2 separate regions of the Homo sapiens genome follow, and region 2 is linked to region 1. Evidence: chromatin loops called from intact Hi-C (ENCODE). Cell type or tissue: PC-9. All regions are shown on one strand. Each heading gives the region's core, and the rest is flanking DNA. Links, peaks and the distances in the headings are about the cores only. Region 1 has its middle 71 kb from the start of LINC03111. Region 2 has its middle 63 kb from the start of PMAIP1.

The links. Peaks named below come from ENCODE experiments on the same cell type or tissue, not always from the same donor. Only the 100,000 strongest peaks of a DNase experiment are listed, where the experiment ranks them.
Region 2: it touches region 1 in a loop (8-fold over the local background); 1 of 110 quality-filtered maps calls a loop at or near these places.

What each region holds. Positions count from the first base shown.
Region 1 is chr18:60,048,655-60,060,013 of GRCh38, forward strand. No RefSeq gene overlaps it. Among named protein-coding and RNA genes, the nearest start is that of LINC03111, 71 kb to the right of the region's middle. In PC-9, for the core only: no CTCF peak of the experiment used is centred there; a DNase peak (open chromatin) is centred at 5,227; H3K27ac peaks cover 2,428 bases.
Region 2 is chr18:59,831,353-59,842,711 of GRCh38, forward strand. No RefSeq gene overlaps it. Among named protein-coding and RNA genes, the nearest start is that of PMAIP1, 63 kb to the right of the region's middle. In PC-9, for the core only: CTCF peaks have their summits at 6,364 (motif pointing right), 6,565, 9,106 and 9,306; a DNase peak (open chromatin) is centred at 6,359.

The DNA.
Region 1 (11,359 bases), core at 1,917-9,916:
GGAGAAACATTAGGGATGTAGCCAAATTTCTCTTTGTGCTGTTCCCCAATTACATTTCAGTCTCTTTTCTTCAGGCATACTGTTTCCCAGAATTTATCATTTTTTACCCTCATTGATACCTTTACAATTTTACTGCATATACTTATATCTGTAAACTTTACAAAGAATTTCTTGCACATTAAAAAGCTCTGTCTGTGGTGGTGTATCATATATACAAATATATTCAACATTATATTTGTGGGGTTCATTAATGTTGATACATGACATAAAGCTTCAGTTCATTTTTTTACTGTTGTTTAGGATTTCATTGTAGGAATATGAATTTGTCTATCTATTACCTGTTGATGAATATTTGGGTTGTTTCCAATTATTTGCAATTATAAATAATGCTGTATGAAACTTGTATACATATTTCCTTGGCATCCTGAGCAAGAATTATTCTAGGGCTTGTTGCTTAGAAGTAGAAATGTTACATTTCATGGCATGCACACCTTAAACACTGCTAACTATTGCCAGTGGCTTTCCAAGTGTTTATACCAATTTGCATTTTTTCTACCAGCAATGGCTAAAAGTTCCCATTTCTCAAACTTTGACAAGTATTTGCCAATATTTTAATTTTTGTCAAATTGATGGGTATGAAATAGTATCCTTTTTTGTGTTAGTTTGCATTTCTCTGCTGACATCTAGTGAATTTGACTACCTTTTCTCATGCTGTTGGTCATTTGATTTCCTTTTCTGTAAACTGCCTGTTCATATCTATTGCTCCTTTCTCTATTGTGTTTGCTTTTTATTATGCTGATTTGTGGTAGTTCATATATATGTACTGTACTTTTTGTTATTTTTATATATTTCAAATACCTTCTCCCAGTATACAGTTTTTCACACTCTTTTAATCATATTTTTGATCCATGGAAGTTTTAATGTTAATTTAAATGCATCTATCCTTTTCTTTATGGTTTATGCTTTCTGTATTTTTAAAATTCTTTCCCATCCCTAATGCAATAGGAAATCCTATATTTTCTTTTCAAAGTTTAAAAAATTTGATCATTTAATTTGGACCTAAATCCAACAGGGACAGTGGAGAATATGTGTTTTTTGATGATAGAATAGCATCCTCAGCTTTCTTCCTGTCTGAGAAATTGGAAGCCCAGAAGCCTTTTTACACATACAATAGGCTAGTACAACTTTTGCTAATACGTCTCTCTCAAAAACTTTGTGGGTTTTCTGTGTATCTGTTTCCAGTTAACTCTATTTGCCCAAAAATATACTCACAATTATTTTTAATACATCATTTTCTCTATACTTAATTACAAGTATTTTAAGCATATTGCATCTGTGGGACCATGCCCCTAAATATTATAGATGCTGTTTTTGTCAGTAAGACAGCCTACTGAAATCATCTAGAGATGGCTACACTCTTGCCTTGGTCTTTGATACGGGGCTATAACCTAATTTGAAAATCTAGTGGCTGGAGAAGCTGGAGAAGGGAAAGAGTTCAGTGTTTTAGTTAATAAGCTTTTGGTTTTCTTTTCTTTTTTTTTTCAATGAAAGCAAGTTTATTAGGAAAGTAAAGGAATAAAAGAATGGCCACTCTGTAAACAGAGCATGGTTATTTTTTTGGTTATTTCTTGATTATATGTGAAACAAAGGGTGGATTACTTATGCTTCCCCTTTTTAGACCATAGAGGGTAACTTCCTGACGTTGCCATGGCATTTGTAAACTGTCATGGTACTAATGTGAGTGTAGCAGTGAGGATGACCAGAGGTCATACGTTGCCATCTTGGTTTTGGTGGGTTTTGGCCGACTTCTTTACTGCAAACTGTTTTATCAGCAAGGTCTTTGTGACTTGTATCTTGTGCCAACCTCCTATCTCATCCTATGACTTAGGATGCCTTAACCATCTGGGAATGCAGCCCAGTAGGTCTCAGCCTTATTTTACCCAGCCAGCTTTTGGTTTTCTATGTTCCCTCTCATTCTGCTTGCCAAGGTGTCCAGTTGTTTTCTGAGGTTGTGCCTTTCTCATAGAGCCTTTCCAAATGCACCTAAAAGCAACTGATTGACACTTTCAACATTTTGCCTGGAAACCATGAGGCACAGGTTCACATATTTATTTTCTTTCTTTATCTCAGGTGACAGTGGTAGCCATCTTTTGGTTACTATGTAACACAAGTTGTTATATTTCTAGCCACCCATAACAGGCGTTATGGGTGGAACAATAATAGTTTTCTCACAAATTGTCCAGCCTCCTATGAAGTTTCTTTGTCTTCTGTTGTCCTATACCCAAATCAATACCACACATGTTAGCTTTTCATTTTAGCATTTTATGCAAATAAAGTCATGTAATTCTTGCAACTTTACAAGACAGGTACTGTTATTACTCTTTTTGTGGCTGAGAAAATGGGGACTCTCCTCTGATACAGGAGTTTTGATATTAATAGATATCCAATAGATTTTGCTAGATAAAATGAATAAGCAAATACTTTTTCTGATTAATCCTAATACTTGAATATTTCATTCATATTTCAACATATTTAAATACTTTTTTGAAATTTAATGTATGTTCACTGGACTGAAAAATGTTTCTTTGATCTTGTTTGTTTATTTCTTTATACATCTTATGTTTTTCTTGCCTGACAGCTTTCCTCTAGTTAAGGTAGGCTACATTGTTTTCTTGGAACCAGTATTTCTTGAAAATATTGTTTTCTTGGAACCAGTATTTCTTGAAAATATTGTTTTCTTGGAACAAAAATACTCTTGAAAATATTCTCAGAGGAAAAGAGTATACAGATATAGAGAATAAAAACAGTAGTCTGAATAGTGACAGAAATTACAGTAACAATTAAATTATGATTACAGATTTAAAGATAATCCCAAAAGTCTTCTTCTCACTGCTGGTACTGCAAATGAGGTTAACATCCATTCACAGTTGTACTACCACTGAAGGTTCCTGGTGATTCTCCATATCTGTGCTATATATGTATGCCTTTCCAGACTAGAAACAATTTCAAAATAAATTTGTTTTTGGTGTTGATATTTTGCAAATGTTTTAATTTTCCTATTATACTGCAAAACTCTCATTTTTCATGATATAAGAGAATTAATGAAGCAAAGTAAATATTTGGATTTTATTTTTGGCTATGAATTTCCCTAACTATAAATAGCAAGTAGTATATGCAGTATTTGTTCAGCACCAGATGACTCACAAGAGATAGAATATACAGTTCTGCTTTTGATAACAGTCCAGATAATGTACAGTTCTATTTTTGATAACATTTCAATACAATTGAAGGGAAGACTAAGACTATTAATGCTAAATAACTGCAGAATTATGGCCATATAAATTTATTCGTGTGGGCTGAGAAAGGAGATATACTATGGATAAGAAAGGAGAGATGAAGTATTCAAAGTATCTTTCTTAGTACTGATGGGATGTGAACATATTGATAAATTTGTTATGAATAGGCGGAAGAAGGTGAACATGTGCTAGAGTATATGCCAGAGGCAATAATGCACCTTGTATTTTGGTATATAAATTGGGGCACTAACTGCTACAGAGCAGCACATTTGAAGCAGGAGTGAAGTCTGGAGTAATGCCATAAATTGGTACCTAGCACTGGCTGGGTGAATAGTAGCAACTAAATAAATATAGTAGGAGGGAAATGACTGAAATAATGCATTATGGGGAGAAAAGAATCAACTTTTGTTGGGCTTTGACTGCCAGATCAAAAAGTTAGATTTGATGTCATATGTGATGGGGAACTTTTTTTTTTTTTTCCACTCAGAGTTATTAGGAACTAACACTTAGCTCATCTCCCAGGTTAGACACATGGAAATCAGCTTTTCTCTCTTCTCTATCTTCTCACTGCTGGTACTGCAAATTAGGCTAACATTCGTTCACAGCTGTATTACCATGGAAGGTCCCTGGTGATTCTCCATATCTGTGCTGTATGCTCTTCTTGGGTTAACCAGTGCTGGCAAAACTTCACTATTGCTTGACAATATACGAAGGTTCCATATTGCCTTTAAGGTACATTTTAATCTTCATACTTTAAAAGCCTATACTGTCTGTTTTTTATTTTCCACTAGTTTTCCATATCTCCCTGCAGACCTTTTTTCTTCAGTAATTATGTGTACCCTGGTTGTTCCCAGTTCACACCAAAGTTTGTTCTAGACTAAGTTAATTTATTCATTGTAATTTCTCAGTCCAGAAGGCCATTCTCTTCTTTCAAACTTACCTCACTTATTAATTTTTTTCACCTGTTGCTCCTTGAGTTTTAAAAAATGGTTTCAGAATGCCTTTAACCCATTTCCCTAACTACCAGACCTAATTAATACACATATTGAAGAAATGTTAAGACTATAGTTCCTTTCCATGTCTTTGTGCAAATCATATACATAAATAAATAAGTAGTGAGTGGGTGAACAGAGCTGGGTTCATTGCAGGAATTTAATACACTGTATGTTGATTTATGGCTAAGTAGAGAGGCAGAAAGCAAATGAATCAGCCTCATTGAGTTGAGGAAGGTGAGACTTGTACCCACTGTTAGGCACTGGAGTTAAAATTCTATAATGATTCCAATCTACTGCATGAATAGGAAGCTCCAGTTTGAATATATATGATGTTCTTGTATTATTATGACACGCTTGTCTTACATCCTCCACTCCAGCAGTGTTTTCCCATGAAGCCTATCATTGCATTTACCTGCTGCTGTTCCCTGATACCTGGAACTGCTTATCATCCTCATCATTTGATGTCACATTTTCCTTTATGACTTTCACTGGTTTAAACTTTATAACTCTTACAATATCTGTTAAATTTTCTTTTTTAGCTTTATTGAGGTATAATCGACAGATAAAAGATTGCACATATTTAATTCATACTTCCTGATGAGTTTGGATATAAGCATACACACGTGAAACCAGAACCACAACCAAGATACTAATTATATGCATTACCTCCCCAAATTTTCTTGTGTGTCTGTGTTTCCCCCAATTTTCTCTCTATTTTTTCTTGATATTATAGATCAGGTTAGCCTGGAAAGTAACAATCTTCAAAGGGATAAAAAAAGGAAGTTCTGCAATTTTTTTCCCCTCAGCAATTTGAGTCATTTTCATTGTTTGGGAAAGCCAACACTGTAATAGCTCAAGTGAATAAAATGCCTCCCTGTCATTTACAGAATCTATGCCTAAGCTCAGAGCCCTGATGAGTCATGCTGAGTCACTGTAGGATGAGTGTCCGCTCCATCTCAGCTGATACCGCTGACCGTTTGTCCTCATAACTCTCTAGGTAAAGGTTGACTTAACCTAGCACACTGTAAAGCCACGTCATCCTAGGTGCAGCCTAGCTTCAACGTTTCCCTCCGGCACATGAAACTAATGAAGTTTCCACTTAAGCTCTCAGCCTTTGCAAAGTGTCTTGATGACCCAGCTTTTAATCATATGTAAATGTGTTTTTAAAAGTCACCTGCTTATGCTTTTGGAACTATTTGACTCAGTGACTCTCTACTCAGTGAATGTTTATAAAAGTGCAGGAATGTTGGTCACCACCCATCCCTTGGTGTTTCCACGGAGAATGATGAAAATGGTCAGCAGCTGAGACCACGCACAATGTGCCCTGCTGTCTCCAAGAGCCACATCTGCCCCCTGTTCTGCTGCTCGGTCTGACTTTAAGCATTTGGGTGACTGGAAGGTGGGCTAGGACACTAGACATGTGAATGGGGACAAATGGACAAAAGATTCCTCATATACTTACATCAAAAAAATAGGGATACTGATCTTGATCTTTTGAAAAACATACAGATTCTCCTCTCCATCCTTTTAAGACTTTCTTACCAAAACTTCAGAAATATACATATTAAATTCTACCTTTTCTGTATATGCATATATAGAATAAATTATGGAAGAAAAGATACCCGATGTTAATAATGGTTAATTCTATGTGGTAGATTAACCACATAGATTTTAATTTTTTTGTTATATACAGGGGATTTTAATTTTTTTCTTATACATTTCTCTCTTTTCTTATACATTTGCTTTTTTCTTATACATTTCTTTCTTTTGTGTATTTTTGAATGATTAGAAAAATAGTAGGCCAGGAAGGGTGGCTCACACCTGTAATCCCAGCACTTTGGGAGGCCAAGGAAAAAGGATCACTTGAGCCCAAGAGTTTGAGGCCAGCCTGGACAGCATAGTGAGTCCTCATTTCCACAAAAAATTAAAAAGAAAACATGACCTGAGTGTGCTGGTGCGTGCCTATAGTCCCATCTACTCGGGAGGCTGAGGTGGGAGGATTGCTTGAGCCTGGGAGGCAGAGGTTGCAGTGAGCTGAAATTGTACCACTGCATTTCAGCCTGGGCGACAGAGCCAGACCCTGTCTCAAAAAAAGAAAAAAAATAATAATAGTAAAATATTAAGCTTTTCTCAGATTTTAGATGCTCCTGCTGAAAGGGTAATAGACCTTATTACCAAAGTGACAGAGCTGCATACCCACCAGGTGGCAGATAACAAAATCAAAATTTGAATTGTTGAAGCTTCACATATGATTCTGATCATCAGTTTTGGAAACCACTGCTTTATGCACGTGACTTTATTAAATTTCTAACTGAAGTGCGCTGCCTTACTCATTTAGGCTGCTGTAACAAAATACCACAAACTGGGTGGGTCATAAACAATAGAAATTTATTTCTAAGAGTTCTGGAGACTGGAGGATGGGAAGTCCAAGATCAAGGCACCAACTGATTTGTTGTCTGATGAGGGCCCACTTCTGGGCTCATAGACATAAATATTCACACCATAGCAGGGGCAAGTCCTGAGTTCATGGAAATGCTCAAAAGGATGGTGGGGCCGGGTGCAGCAGCTCACACCTGTAATCGCAGCACTTTGGGAAACCGAGGTGGGCAGATCACTTAAGGCCAAGAGTTCAAGACCAGCCTGGCCAACATGGTGAAACCCCATCTCTCCTAAAAATATAAAAATCAGCTGGGCATGGTGGTACATACCTATAATCCCAGCTACTTGGGTGGCTAAGGCAGGAGAATTGCTTGAACCTGGAAGGCAGAGGTTGCAGTGAGCTGAGACTGCACCACTGCACTCCAGCCTGGGTGACAGACTAAGACTCTCAAAAAAAAAGAGAAAGTTTTGAGGAAATAGCAGCAACCTTGCTTTTGAAAATTTGAATACAACAATGTAATTATCTGATAAGGAACTACTGTGAGAAAGGAAAATGTTTTCTTTCCATTATAGTAGCACAGTCTTGCTGCACACAATTAGTACCTTAAACAAAGAGTGCAACTTAATTTATAGGAGTCCTTTGTGTCTTGACTATGTGGAAGCCCAGAGCTAGATGTTTTGCTCAGTTTTGGCAACTATCCTTAATAACATTTTTTTCAGCAGTACTATATTCACCTGTTCATCACTGGCTCTTTTTAAATTTATTATTTATTTCTATTTCTATTTGTTTAGAGACAGGGTTTCATTCTGTCACCTGGGCTGGAGAGCAGTGGTGCAATCATAGCTCACTGCAGCCTCAGACTCCTGGGATTAAGGGATTCTCCTGCCTCAGCCTCCCAAGTAGCTGGAACTACAGGTGCACACTACCATGACTGCTTACTCTTTATTTTTTGGTAGAGATGAGGTTTCAACATGTTGCTCAGGCTGGTCTCAAACTCCTGACTGCAAGTGATCCTCCGGTGTTGGCTTCCCAAAGTGCTGGGATTACAGGCTTGAGTCATCAGGCCCAGCCTGGCTCTTTTTAAAAATAAATAATTTTAATGCTCCTCTCTTATATTTGTCTTTTATTGTCAGCTTCTTCAACTTTTTTTGGAAGTGAGAGATACAAGCAACAAACATACAAGCAGATATTTGATATTACTTGCTTTGTCTATTGTATGGAGAATGTATTTTTAATAATAACTGCTCCATAAAAGTGCAATAGACATAAAATGTAATATTTAAATGTTTTTTCCAACTTGGCTTTGGATATTCAATTTTTGCATTAAAAATTATCACCATTTTTATTTCTTTTGATCTTTTAATTCTCTGCTGTTTTATTCAGCACTGTTTAATTTAAAGCATACATAAATTATTATCTCAATTGCCAGGGACATCTTGAACATTAATTTGCATTTTTATTGGTGGAATAAAAATATAAATGAAATTAGTACAAAATTCTGCTAGTGAGTTCTCTATTTAGAGAAGCGAACATATACTATAAGAAACAAAATCATTAGGATTTAATGTAGAGAAGACAAAGTTTTAAAGAAAACTTTACAGCTTTGGTGTGATTCACATGTACAATTGACTCTTGAACAACTTGGGGATTAGGAGTACCAAACATCTGAAAATCCACATATAAGTTTTGATTCCCCAGAAATCTAACTACTAATAGCCTAAGTTGACAGGAAGCCTTACCAATAATATAAACTATCAATTAACACAGATTTTGTAGGTTGTATGTATTATATTTCTTCAAGTCTTCAAAGACTTGAAGAAAGCAAGGGAGTGCAGCAGATATTTGATGGAGAAATATTCTAGGCATTGAAGATGACCAGTGCAAAACCTAAGGCATGCTTGGTGTGTTTGAGGAATAGCAAGAATGCCAGTGTGGCTGGCATAGAGCAAAAGGGAGAGTATTAGGGGATGAGCTCAGGACTCTGAGAAAGCAAGGGAACCCCACTGGAAGGATCTGGGGAGAGAAAGTGACATGGTCAATGATATGATTTCACTGTGTGCCCCACCCCCATATTTCACCTTGAATTGTAACGATACCCACATATTAAAGGTGGGGGCAGATGGAGATAATTGAATCATGGGGGTGGTTTCCCCCATACTGTTCTCATGGTAGTGAATCAATCTCACAAGATCTGATGGTTTGATAAATGGGAGTTCCCCTGCACAAGCTCTATTGCTTGCCGCCATGTAAGATGTGACCTTCCTCCATGAGTGTGAAGCCTCCCCAGCTATGTGGAACTTTGAGTCAATTAAACTTCTTTCCTTTATAAATTACCAAGTCTTGGGTATGTCTTTATTAGCAGCATGAGAACAGACTAATACAGTCTGACTTCTGATTTAAATAGAATCTATTTGGCTGTCATTCAAATTGAATCCTGGAAATGACTTTTGACTCTTCCTTTCTTCCTTAATTTCTGATTCCAACCAACCACTAAGCCACCCAGTTCTGTCTTCTTAACACCTCTTGTGTTTGTCCATCCACTGCACTTCCATTCATGGTATCTTAATTTACACGTAGCTCCTCCTAGATTATCACAATTGATAGATGGTGAGATGCCTTCTTTCTGCTCCTGTCTTTAGGCCCTTTGCTTGAATGTACTTTATCATGTTTCTATTTCAAAATAACTTCAAAATTTATGCTATTTGGAATTATCTTATACTTGGAAAGCATAAAAAGAAAAGAAGAATGGTATTAATTGCATGCTTTTATTGTATGAAATCCCTATTGGGTGATGAGAGAATCCATGGACGCTGACAACACACTGGGAGAGATCTCAGGTTTCTGATTTCTTCTTGCACATTAAATAACAAAGCCTGTAATCCTAGCACTTTGGGTGGCTGAGGCAAGAGGACTGCTTGAGTTCGGGAGTTTGAGACCAGCCTAGCAACACAGGGAGATTCCATCTCTACAAAAAATTAGCTGGGCGAGGTGGTACACACCTGTAGTCCCAGCTACTTGGGAGGCTGAGGCAGGAGGATTGCTTGAGCTCAGGAGTTTGAGGCTGCAGTGAGCTGTGATTGCGCCGCTGCACTCCAGCCTGGGTGACAGAGAGAGACTCAAAAAACAAAAACAAAAATCAAACATGATCTATCTCCCCTACTCCTTTTGTTCTGTTTATCTGGGCAAAAGTTATTGTCTTCATGTGTGATATGGTTTTCAAACTATTTAATAACTAATATTATAAAACTCCAGTTTATCTTGGAGTACCTGTAAGGGAAGAAAAAAATTATTCTAATGTAATTCCTTACTTTATAGGACTTGCAAAAGGAAATGGAATGGTAGAGTACTAGATTTAAAATTGTGGTATTCATATTTATATTTATAATATTGTATTTACAAATACAACATTATTATAATATTATGTTAAAAACACATTACAAATTTCATTAATTTGCTTTACTTATTTAATTATAAATTCTGGTTTATATTTCTCCATTACCTTCCCAAATTTGTACTTTTTCAGTCGACCTAGCCTAACTGTGGTTTTAGCAAAATTATTCGGCATTATTTTGGCAAATATTAAGAACAAACTTTTAAGGTTCTGAATCTTTTAATTTTATACACAACATATATTAACTAGAATAAGAATGATTTGCAGTAGATAATTCATCAATTAAAAGCCATTCGTCCAAGGATTCCATTAGTGTTCTGGAAACCTGTATTTACATTTTCTACCACTCTCTGTATCTCCCTATCTCTCTCTCTGTTTCTCTCGCCATCTCTATTTCTAGCTCTCTCTCTCTCCATTTCTTTCTTTTACTCCCTCCCTCCTCTGTGTCCCTCTCTTTCCTCCTCTTTATCCAACTATATCGAGCCTACTCCCTATTGAATCATCTTGCGTACTGCTCCAAGGTGATTTTCTTTGTGTGTGTGCTGTTCTATTTTCCCAGAATACCCTTGTTTTTCAAGAGTAAAGTATTTGTCCTTTAAGAATAAGACTAAACTGAAACAAGTATTCCTCTGTGAAGAATTCTCAGACTTATCTGAGGAGAGCTGTCTACTCCCTCCCGTTTGCTACATTTCTGAAGCATTTGGATATGAGTATCTTGTCATACCATATTGAGAACTGGTTCAATCTGAAAATCTGTCTTTTTCATTTCTGAAACCTCACTACATATTACGACTCAATGTCTGTCAGTTGAATAAAGGAATAGTGAGAAAATAGCATTAAAGGTTGACTATCCAAATTTGATGATATTAAATAACTATCACAAATTTTGATTTCCAAGATTCCTTTTTTTTCTCTCATTTAACTTGTTTTAGATATCTTACCAACTTCTGTGTTGTCATGGAATGTAAAGTAATTTTGATAAGTTGCTAAATAGAAGCATATTAAAGGTAAAATTATAGGAAACAATGATGTTCTCTCTTGTAAGTTTCAGACCTATCAGTCTTCTATATATCCTCTCTCATCTGTAGTCTGGCTTTATTTTCAATAAATGGTTGGTCTGGGACTCCCAGTCTAATATCCTAGATGAGGAACAAGCTGAGTTTGGGCACAGATTGCTATTATAGTTTTGATTTGGTCTGTTACCCTTAATTGAGAAAAGTCTAGTTTATGATTAATTTATATTTGATTTCTAGACACTGATTATAAAAATACATTTAGAATTTAACTCCTTAGAGTT
Region 2 (11,359 bases), core at 1,463-9,462, 220 kb before region 1:
GGCTGGGTGCAGTGGCTCATGCCTGTAATCCCAGCACTTTGGGAGGCTGAGGCGGGCTCTCTCTACTTAAAATACAAAAATGAGCTGGGTGTGGTGGCATGCACCTGTAATCCCAACTACTCAGGAGGCTGAGGCAGGAGAATCACTTGAACCCAGGAGGCAGACATTGCAGTGAGCTGAGATTGTGCCACTGAACTCCAACCTGGGTGACAGAGTGAGTCTCTGTCTCAAAAAAAAAAAAAAAAAAAAAAAGAGAGAAGAAGAAGGAGGAGGAGGAGGAGAAGGAGGAAAGAAAAGGCACTAAGTGAGCAGATCTGGTGGAGAAGGTCAAACTCAGCAGGAGGGCGGTTAAGTCAGGGACAGCGATTCCAGACAATGTGGGGTGTGCTTGTCCCTCCCATGGACACCCCTGCCTCCATCCCACCTAGGCCCAGGAGAGTCTGTCTGCTCTAGGGTATGAAAGATGTAACCTAGGAGCCTCCTGTATGAGAGAGCTGAAAGAGAAAGGAGAGACCTTTCCCTCAGGCCAGAGAGGATGGGTCAGCAGAGCAGAAAGCAGCCCAAGGCCACCACAGTGAGCCCAGGTGGCAGAACACAGGGCTAACTGAGCTGCTGGCCACGGATACAATTCAGGGGAGTCACCCCCATGCCTTTCTGGCTCCTGAAGAAAAACAAGAGAAAAGGATGCTGTTTGAACAGTCTTCCCTGCGAGGTTGTATATTCAGTGAACTTAGGGACAAACTATCAAAGGGACAAACTGAAAGGATCCACAAGCTTGGAGAATGAGAATCAGGGTACACATGAGACCCCTGCGGGTTCCTAGATGAACATAGGACAATAAAGCCCTGGAAAAGAAAAAAAGACAGACGCGGGGGAGCAGGGGTCTTGAGGTCTTGAAATTGGGTCATTTCTGCAAATACAATCACAGTTCTCAATTCAGGTAACACCTAGGTCCAACCAGTCAATTATATCCAACAGTGTGTGACTGAGCTATATGTTGCAGTACAATGCAAAATTGCAGTCATTTTTGAAATCAAGCATAAGTTTTTGAAAAATTTTAAAGATAACTTTGCATGGCTTTTCCAAATTTTAGAGTGTGATTTCACCCCCCTCTGGATAAGGGGATGTCAGTGGAATAATTTGAGCAACTTGGCCTCCAGGGAACCAAGTATCCTGTGGTAGAGTTCAATATATAGGCAAGGTGGGGAAGGTAGGAGAAGATCAAAGAGGTGGCTGGAGAAGTAGGCAGGTCAGCCAGGGCCTCTGGGCCCCACCCTTCACAGGGTTGCCCATGCATGTGGTCTCTCCCCGATCCCATCCCAGTCTCTGGGTGTCCCCTGCTCTCTCTCTCTATCCCATCAGGGTCACTGCCCCCAATACCAAGTTTACCTCAAATTTCCTCTGGCTTCACCTGTCGAATGAACCTATCCTGTGCTCTCCACCAAAATACCAGACACATATTTGAATCCCAGTTAAGATGTTAGAGCATGCAAATAAATACATATGTTAAGATGTCAGAGCATACAAATAAATATGTATGTTAAGATGTTAGAGCATGCAAATAAATACATATGTTAAGATGTTAGAGCATGCAAATAAATACATATGTTAAGATGTTAGAGCATGCAAATAAATACATATGTTAAGATGTTAGAGCATGCAAATAAATACATATGTTAAGATGTTAAAGCATACAAATAAATACATATGTTAAGATGTTAGAGCATGCAAATAAATACATATGGTAAGATGTTAGAGCATGCAAATAAATACATGTTAAGATGTCAGAGCATACAAATAAATACATATGTTAAGATGTTAGAGCATGCAAATAAATACATATGTTAAGATGTTAGAGCATGCAAATTAATACCTATGGTAAGATGTTAGAGTATGCAAATAAATACATATGTTAAGATGTTAGATTGTGCAAATAAATACATATGTTAAGATGTTAGAGCATGCAAATAAATACATATTTGTAATCTTTTTCCTTTCTCTTTTTCTTAATTCTAAATCTCCCGCATATTTCTATTTTTTATAGTGGTATCTCGGAGACAATTCCTTAACTCAAAGACTGATTATTAGCGGAGGCATTCTAAGCATTTGCAGGCAAGAAGGTTACCTGTTCATTCTCACATTGGGTGTAGGCCTATTACAATTTTACTTTATTTATCGTATTGTCTTTTACTTTGTTTTGGAAACCAGACTTTAGTGTATTGAATGAGATCCTGAAACTTAGAACCAGATGGATCCAAGTTTAATTCTTAACTCTAACGTTGTCTGGAGCACGTCACTGGAATGCTGGGAGCTTCTGTTTCCAAACTTGCAAAGGAGGGCCATCGTAGCTCCTCACTGGGCTCTAGTGGAAATGTCTGTGAAATCTCTAGTGTAAAGTCCTGTGTCTCTACCAGGCAGCCATTCCCTTCCTTCTTATAATAGAGCCACTTCCCATACACATGCTGAAGTTGGAAAAGTTTCTTTTCTATCACAAAAAATAGAATCTGGGTGGGGGCAAGAATACTGCTTTTCTGCCCCGGCTTGTTGGGTGTGTGAAACTGTGACTGACACCTTGAAATTATGAGGGATTCCCCTTCTACCCACAGAGGCAGAGTGAAAAGATGACAGAGCCTCAGCTGCCGAATTAACCCAGCCAGGACTTGACTACCCATGGAGTCTTTACCTGAGATGATAAACTCCTCTTGCTTAACACATTTTCAGTTGGGTCTTCTGATATTTGCTATCAAATCACTCTGATGGTTTTGTATTTTGTTTGTTTGTTTGTTTGCATTGTGACGTTTTGCATTTTAGAAAAGTCCATAAAAGGACTCAGGTAATATTAACTATCTTGATTTTCACTTAAATCACTTGATTTAAGTGATTATCCTTGATCAGTCAGGATGAACCACTTCTAGGTGGCCTGTTAATTTAAATAAAAGATGCAGGTGGTCTAGACCAGCAGCTCCCGCCCCCCAATCTGTGCTCACTAGTCACCAGACACACAGAGTCAGAACAGTGAGAGACTGTTTTGAATAGTTACCACAAAGCATCTCAAACTTCATCATCCTCAAATGAAAGATCAAATTGGTCTTTTCATAAAAGTGAAAGAGAACAGTATTTAGTGTTACAAAGAACCCTGGCAACTAATGACAGCATTCTAAAATGAACAATCATTAAAGAAATGAAAATTTCAGAAAAATTTGCATCTTCACCCATGTGACTGCAGTGGAAATGTTACACCGGGTGATGGTATTTGTTAAAATACGTTTGTGTCTTCCCATATTCAGTTTGATTCAATATGATATTTTCTTGGAGTTTCTGGGGGCATCACCGGTACCCAGAATTCTTGGAAAGGCAGTGGGTGTCTGGCTGGCACTGCCTGTCACCCCCCTCCCCAACCCAGCACTAGTCTCCCTGCCTGTCTTTTCACATCAAGAATTAAGCAAAATCTAGCATCCTGATGTAATTTAGGAACAAGCTGTTATTTTTTTCTCCCTTAGTCAATAATGTTGTATTGTTTTAGAATTAGAATATCTTTTACAATCTCATTGTAACTCAATCTAATCTTCATTTAAATTAAAAGTAAATTTGCAAAGCAAAAGGAACAATAGTAACCTGCTCAAATCATTTAGACCAATGAGACACTTGAGAAGATCAACAGGGATTTGGGTGGGGGATAGAGGAGGCAAAAACAAGCTGGTTGGCTTGTTCTCATTTCGTTTTGGCATATGGCATTTTCCCAGATGCAACGCTGGGTTTACCAGGTGGGACAGTTTAACTGGAATTTCAGTTCACCGCCAAAATGTTGTATCCTGGTGCTGAAAGGGGACATGAGGAAACTTTTTTGGAGTGGTGGCAATATTGAATATTTCCATATCTGATACCTTGATTCTGGTGACACCTATATGACTATTTGTCAAAATTCACGGAGCTGTACACATTAAAAAGTGAAGTTTATTAAATATGTTATTGAATGTAAATGTTAAACCTGATTTAAAATAAAATAAAATTTTATTAAAATGAAAAAGAAGATACCATATTAGTAATTTCACAGGTCAAATGCAGCCAATTTGAGTAAAATCATTTTGCTCTCTTTTGAAAGGGCATTGAGGTTTTTGTTTGTTTGTTTGTTTTAATACTTTACCTCTATTCTATTTTGTTATCAAGTCTCTTCCAGGGAATATCATTTCAGAGGCTGCAAACTTGAGTTTACTATAGAATCCTTGTGAAATGATCTCATTCTTTATTTTAAAAAATTGTATCTTAGGTCCAAAACCAGAGGTAAGAGGGATCTTGAAAATAACCCACAGTTATACAGAAAACCGTCTGAAAACATAGCCTTATCCTAGACTATTTTATCTAGTTCACCTCTTAACACATTCCTTAGAGCGGTAATCACTTATGTTTTTGCTTTCAATTTCTTGAGCTGTAAAATGTAGGGTGGATTGGATTAGCCTTATTTATGCCACTCAGATTGCTAGTAGTAGCTGCTTGGAAGTACCATGCAGAGAGATGCACAGTGATCTGCCTTCCATGGGCACGGGCTTCAGGGAGCAGAATGCGGGGAAGGGGTGACACCTGACACCTATTTGCTATCTCCACTCTCCTCAAGGCCGTCAGCTCCACAGGGATTGGGTCCTGTTAGTTTTATTTCCTTCTGTATCCTCAGTTCTTAGCACAAGGGAATTCCAAGGGTGTTCAGTAACTCATGTTACAAATGAATGATGATTTGTAAGGTGCTTTTTGGCTCCAAAGATCTGAAGGTTGAAACTGTGACAGGCAGTGGGCCTCAAGTCAGGGCACAGCTTGTCCCTAAATAGTGAGTTATTTTTGAAGCGTCCCTAGAGATCTCTGACACACAGACCCTTCTCACTACCTCTTTAGGTTCTTTTTCACTAGCTGCAGATTTAGATTGTAAATAAAATACAGCTGGGGGCCGGACATGGTGGCTCACGCCTGTAATCCCAGCACTCTAGGACGCCGAGGCGGGCGGATCACTAGAGGTCAGGAGTTCGAGACCAGCCTGGCCAACACGTCGCTACTAAAAATACAAAAATTAGCCGGTCGTGGTGGCATGCATCTGTAATCCCAGCTAGTTAGGAGGCTGAGGCAGGAGAATTGCTTGGACCCGGGAGGTAGAGCTTGCAGTGAGCCGAAATTGTGCCACTACACTCCAGCCCAGGCAACAGAGCAAGATTCTCTAAAATAAAATAAAAGGAATAATTATTTATTCAAAAAATATGAAAAGAAGATAAAAATTACTTGTGATTCAATCATCTAGGGGTAGCCACTGTGAACATTCTAACGTCCATTCTTTCAAATGTCTTCCTGTGTGTGTATACATATATACATATCTACATAAGCACACACAGACCCTCATTTGTGTAAGTGGAATTATAATATTCATACAATTCCATTATCTTCTATTTTTACTCAACAATTTATTAATGGTCAATTAATATAGCTCTGTAATATTCCATTGTATGGATGAGCCGTATTTATTTAATCAGTTCTTTATTTGGGAACATTGGTTGTTTTCAAATTCTTATCCTTTAAACTCTGAATACTCTCCTACTTATATGTTTTGTTTCTTGATAAACACATTCTTCACATAAACTCCCAATGGTGGGATTACGCCGTCAACAGTACTAACATATCACCTTTTGAAACCGAATGGCAAAGTGTCCTCCTGAAAAGTTATTCCTCTTTGTTCTACCAGTAATCATGCTTGTGTGCTCATTTTTAATATGACTCTCTTGGGTTTAGGTAATTTTTATTTTATTTATTTTTATTAATTTTTTTTTTTTTGAGACGGAGTCTCACTCTGTCGCCTAGGCTGGAGTGCAGTGGCGCCATCTTGGCTCACTGCAAGCTCCGCCTCCCGGGTTCACGACGTTCTCAGGTCTCAGCCTCCAAAGTTGCTGGGACTACAGGCGCCCGCCACCACGCCTGGCTATTTTTTGGTATTTTTAGTAGAGACGGGGTTTTACCATGTTGGCCAGGCTGGTCTTGAACTCCTGACCTCGTGATCCGCCCGCCTCGGCCTCCCAAAGTGCTGGGATTACAGGCGTGAGCCACAGCGCCAGGCCTGGTTTTGATAATATTTTAAATTATGCCAATAAGTAAAAATAAAAACAAAAACCAATCGAAAAAACCTCACTATTTGTGAGGGTCCCATCTTGTTTTGTTCCGATGAGTTGAGTGATCTCATCATGTCCGCCAGGTGCTTAGGAGACTGGATATCTCTTTTGCAGCTCTAGTTTTATACTATGAAGGGGGTACTTTTCGGTTCCTAGGTGTATTGCACAAAAGCCTTTTCTCCACTTTGGCTACTGACACTATTTTGCCACTAGAGGGCGATGAGGCTGCAGAAACATAATCCTAAATTGAGCCACTCAATTAACAGGGAGGCGCTGTTAATAATCAGGCTGGGACAACAGGCCTAATGGAGGACGAGCGTTAGAGCCCACGGATCACAATTAGCACATTACTATGGTTGTCCTGCTTTGAGATGTGGTTTAGAATGATAAGCAGGAATATCTCTGTCTAGATTTATAGTATCTGGGTAATCTTTAGAGATGTTCTAATAACCTCAAAAATTTCTCAAAACAGGTAGGACACGATGGGTCATGCCTGTTAATCCCAGAGCTTTCGGAGGCTGAGGTGGGAGGATCACTTGAGGTCAGGAGTTCGAGACCATCCTGGCCAACATAGTGAAACCCCGTCTCTCCTAAAAATACAAAAATTAGCCGGGCGTGGTGGTGGGCACCTGTAATCCCAGCTAGTTGGGAGGCTGAGGCGGGAGAATTGCTTGAATCCAGGAGGTGGAGATTGCAGTGAGCCGAGATTGTGCCATTGCACTCCAGCCTGGCCCACAGAGTGAGACTCCATCTCAAAAAAAAAAAAAAAAAAAAAAAAAATTAAGTACGTTGCAGATAGCATATTGTTTCTACATCAAGTCCAAAGTAATATTTTAGTTAATCGCAATTTGCCACCTAAGAGACAGAAACTCAGTGTAAAAAGACAATCTACTATAATAAGAAAATGTAGGCCGGGTGCAATGGCTCATGCCAGCACTTTGGGAGAGCAAGGCAGGCAGAATGCTTGAGCCCAGGGGTTTGAGACCAGCATGGCCAACATGGCAAAACTCCATCTCTACAAAAAATACAAAACTTCTCAGCAAACTATTGCAAGGACAAAAAACCAAACACCGCATGTTCCCACTCATAGGTGGGAATTGAACAACGAGAACACATGGACACAGGAAGGGGAACATCACACTCCGGGGACTGTTGTGGGGTGGGGGGAGAGGGGAGGGATAGCATTAGGAGATATACCTAATGCTAAATGACGACTTAATGGGTGCAGCACACCAACATGGCACATGTATACATACGTAACTAACCTGCACATTGTGCACATGTACCCTAAAACTTAAAGTATAATAATAATAAAATAAAATAAAAAAATACAAAACTTAGCAGGACATGGTGATGGGTGCCTGTAATCCCAGCTACTCAGGAGGCTGAGTCTGGAGACTTGCCTGAAGCAGAAAGGTGGAGGTTGCAGCGAGCCAAGATGGCGCCACTGCACTCCAGCCTGGGCAACAGATCCAGACCCTATCTTGAAAAAAATAAAAAAGTAGATTCCAGTTTTTTAAACTAGTAGGTGTGTCCTTACAAGGCTGCTAAGCTACTGTGTTCAGCAGAGCCCTTTCTCCATTAAGATGTCTTGACTGCATCTCCTGTCTACCTGAGGATGGATACACTGCCTCCTTCATTCCTCCTCCCAAAAGGCACTGAATAAAAAGTGTTTCCCCTAGCTTCCTTTCCAGAGACTTGGATCAGATGAACACATCCAATAAAGAAAAAAACACTCTTAATTTTTTTTTTTTCTTGTGGAGACAGGGGTCTCTCTATGTTCCCCAGGTGGGCCTCCAACTCCCGGCCTTAAGTGATCCTCCCACCTAGGCCTGCTAAGTGCTGGGATTACAGGTGTGAGTCACCATGCCCAGCCAAAAAAATTCTCTTTGACACTAAGTCCCCCAACACCTCTAGTCACACTCTCCTGCTTTCTTTCCCTCTCTTCCGACAAAACAAACTTCTTAATTATTAACCCAGCAGAGGTGGAGCCCAACTCCCACCTTCACTTCTTAGTGAGTGGCACTTAAACCACAACTAAGCAGGGATGAGATTTTCCCAAACTGATAACTGCCCTCCCAAACAAATCTACATTGACATCATAAATACAGTACTAAGCATTTTATAAGCTTATATATAAGAACATACCTTATTTGAATTGGTGCTAAACTGGGGAGAGGAGAATGCGAGTGGGAACTTGCTCCACATGCAGTGATGAAGCCTGTTCTATGCACCAGCCACAGGTTCTAGGGGCTGGGAAAACAGCAGGGAATAAATGGAATAAATCTAAGTCTTGCCATTGTGTTGCTTAACATTCTCGTGTGGAATATAGACAATAAAACAGTTGACCAATACAAGGTGGGGAGTGACAAGGGCCAGGAAGAAGAATCAAACACAGAAGAGCAGAGAGGGCAATGGAGAGAGCTACTTTGGGTAGGGTAGGGGGAATGTGAACAGAGGTCTGGTTGCAGAAGGGAGGGAGCTACCTGGAGACAGAGGAAGCATATTCCATGTACAGGCCTTAGGGCTGGAATATCTCTGGTAAGTTGAAGAACAATGAGGCCAGAGTGGCTGGAGAGGAGAGAGAGAGAGAGAAGGAAAACGTTGGAGGGTAACTAGGAGCAAGGTTCTGCAAGGTCTTGTTGACCATGGCAGGAATTTGGGGTTTTGCTCCAAGTGTGATGGGAAGCGTGGGAGGGTTGAGAGTGAAGGAGTGGCATGATCTGATTTATGTAATAAAAAAATCACTTGAGTGGCTGTGTGGTATGAAGGAGAAAAATAAACAAACGTGCATTGCATACCTTGTGCTGATAACGAACTATGAATGAAAAGAAGGATTAACTCAATTCTGAGCCTGAAGTTCATGAAAGAATAAAAAAGGAAGGAAAGGGGGGGAAAAGGAAAAACAAAATGTATTCCTATAAACTATTCTCCATCCCATGAGACAACTGTCCATCATTTCTCTATGGATTTTCTCAAACACTTCATAATTCTGCCCCCAGTGTTGGATTTGGGTATGATTGGAAGTATCAGTAAAAATGTATTATATAGATATAATGAGCTCTGTCCACTAAAATGGCCTAGACGCAATAATAACCCAGTGGCAATTAGCAAACTAGGCACCTAGCTCTCACTCTCTAAACACAACAACTTCCCTATTAAAAGGAATTAGGGGAAAAAAGAAATTAGGCATCTTTGAGGATATGGCTGATTTCTAGAATATCTGCTTATGCCAGAAAACAGTGAGCTGTGGTTGAAGACTGATGGAGATGTGGGAGAGGAAAAGGTTGAAAGGGATCCCACTGGCCAGATTTGGGACAATTAGGGCATCAGAGAGAATCACGGCAGTGATGGTACTAACATTTTAATTTTTTTTTTTAAATAAACAAGCAGTTAAGTAAGTAGATGGCAGATAGTGGGAACCAGGTTCCACCCTGTTGGAGGAGGAGGTTACATATGAACAAGGAGAGGCTAGAATGATCCGTGTGGTCCTGGATTGGAGTTGGAGATGCTGTGAACTCATGTTTAGCTTATATACACACAGTGATTCCACGTAGAAATTCTTAAAGATGGGTGTGTGTGCTCAGGTTCACGTACACACATATGTTTCTTTGCTTTTTCAGGGGAGATGGCCCAGAAGTAATGACATTCCAGGAGCAATAGGCACACCTAGCACCCCGATCTTGGTTTCTGTCTAGTGTACCCCAGTAAAAGGAAACAGAGGTCCTTGAAGAACTGGCTGACTCTAGGGCCAGGGCAGAAAATACACATGAAGGGGCCAGGTGCGGTGGCTCACGCCTGTAATCCCAGCACGTTGGGAGACCGAGGTGGGCAGATCACTTGAGGCCAGGAGTTTGAGACCCGCCTGGCCAACATGACGAAACCCCGTCTCTACTGAAAAATACAAAGAATTAGCCAGGTATGGTGACTCTGTCCCCCTCCCCCGCCCCCAAAAAAGAAAACATACACAAAGAGCCTAGAGCATCTTGTAGTGCCAAAAAGTAAGGACACACTTAAAGGAAAAAACTAACCAAAAATACTGCAATGACAGGGTTGTGCCAGAGGGACGCAGGAATCAGCTGAAAAGCTCCCAATGGCCAAGCTGGAGCAATTTGGGATTTTGGGGATTTTTTTTTTTTTTTTTTTTGACACAGGGTCTTACTCTATAGCCCAGGCTGGAGTGCAGAAGCACGATTACAGCTCACTGCAGCCTCCATCTCCTGGGCTCCAGCCATTCTCCTGCCTCAGCCTCCCAAGTAGCTGGAACTACACATGTGGGCCACCTCACTTGGCTAATTTTCTTTTTGTATTTTTTTCTTTCTTTTTTTTTTTTTTTTTTTTTTGAGATGGAGTCTCGCTCTGTCCCCCAGGCTGGAGTGCAGTGGCGCAATTTTGGCTCACTGTAACCTCCGCCTCCTGGGCTCAAGCGATTCTCCTGCCTCAGCCTCCCGAGTAGCTGGGATTACAGGCACGTGCCACCGTGCCCAGCTAATTTTTGTATTTTTAGTAGGGACGGGGTTTCACCATGCCAGGCTGGTCTTAAACTCCTGACCTCATGATCCACCCGCCTTGGCCTCTCAAAGTGCTGGGAATACGGGCGTGAGCCACTGCACCCCGCCTTTTGTGCTTTTTGTAGAGACAGAGTTTCGCTATGTTGCCCAGGCTGGAGCTCAAGCCATTTGAATAACACAGTAAAGACATTACTATAGGATTATAACCCCAAGTATTACATGAGTCCATACTTACATAAGGAAATGATTGAATAGATAAACAAATGGGGGAGAAGAGACAAATCCCCCCCAGCAGATGAATTCGAAACACTTTATGTAGATACTTGAGAAGCTGTGGCAGGTCTCCTCACTTGCTGGCAGTATATGCCTTGGAGGTGATGTGATTCCAGTGGCATTTTACCCCCTGGTGTCCTCACCAAAACCCATTACCCCAGTCTAATCATGAGGAAGAACATCAGACAAATTGAAATTGAAGGACATTTTACAAAAATGTCTGAACAGTACTCTTCAATACTGTTAAGGTCATCAAAACCAAGGCAAGTGTGGCCAGGCATGGTGGCTCATGCCTATAATCCCAGCACTTTGGGAGGCTGAGGTGGGTGGATCACTTGAGGTCAGGAGTTCAAGACCAGCCTGGCCAACTTGGTGAAATCCAGTCTCTACTAAAAATACAAAAAATTAGCTGGGCATGGCGGTGGATGTCTATAA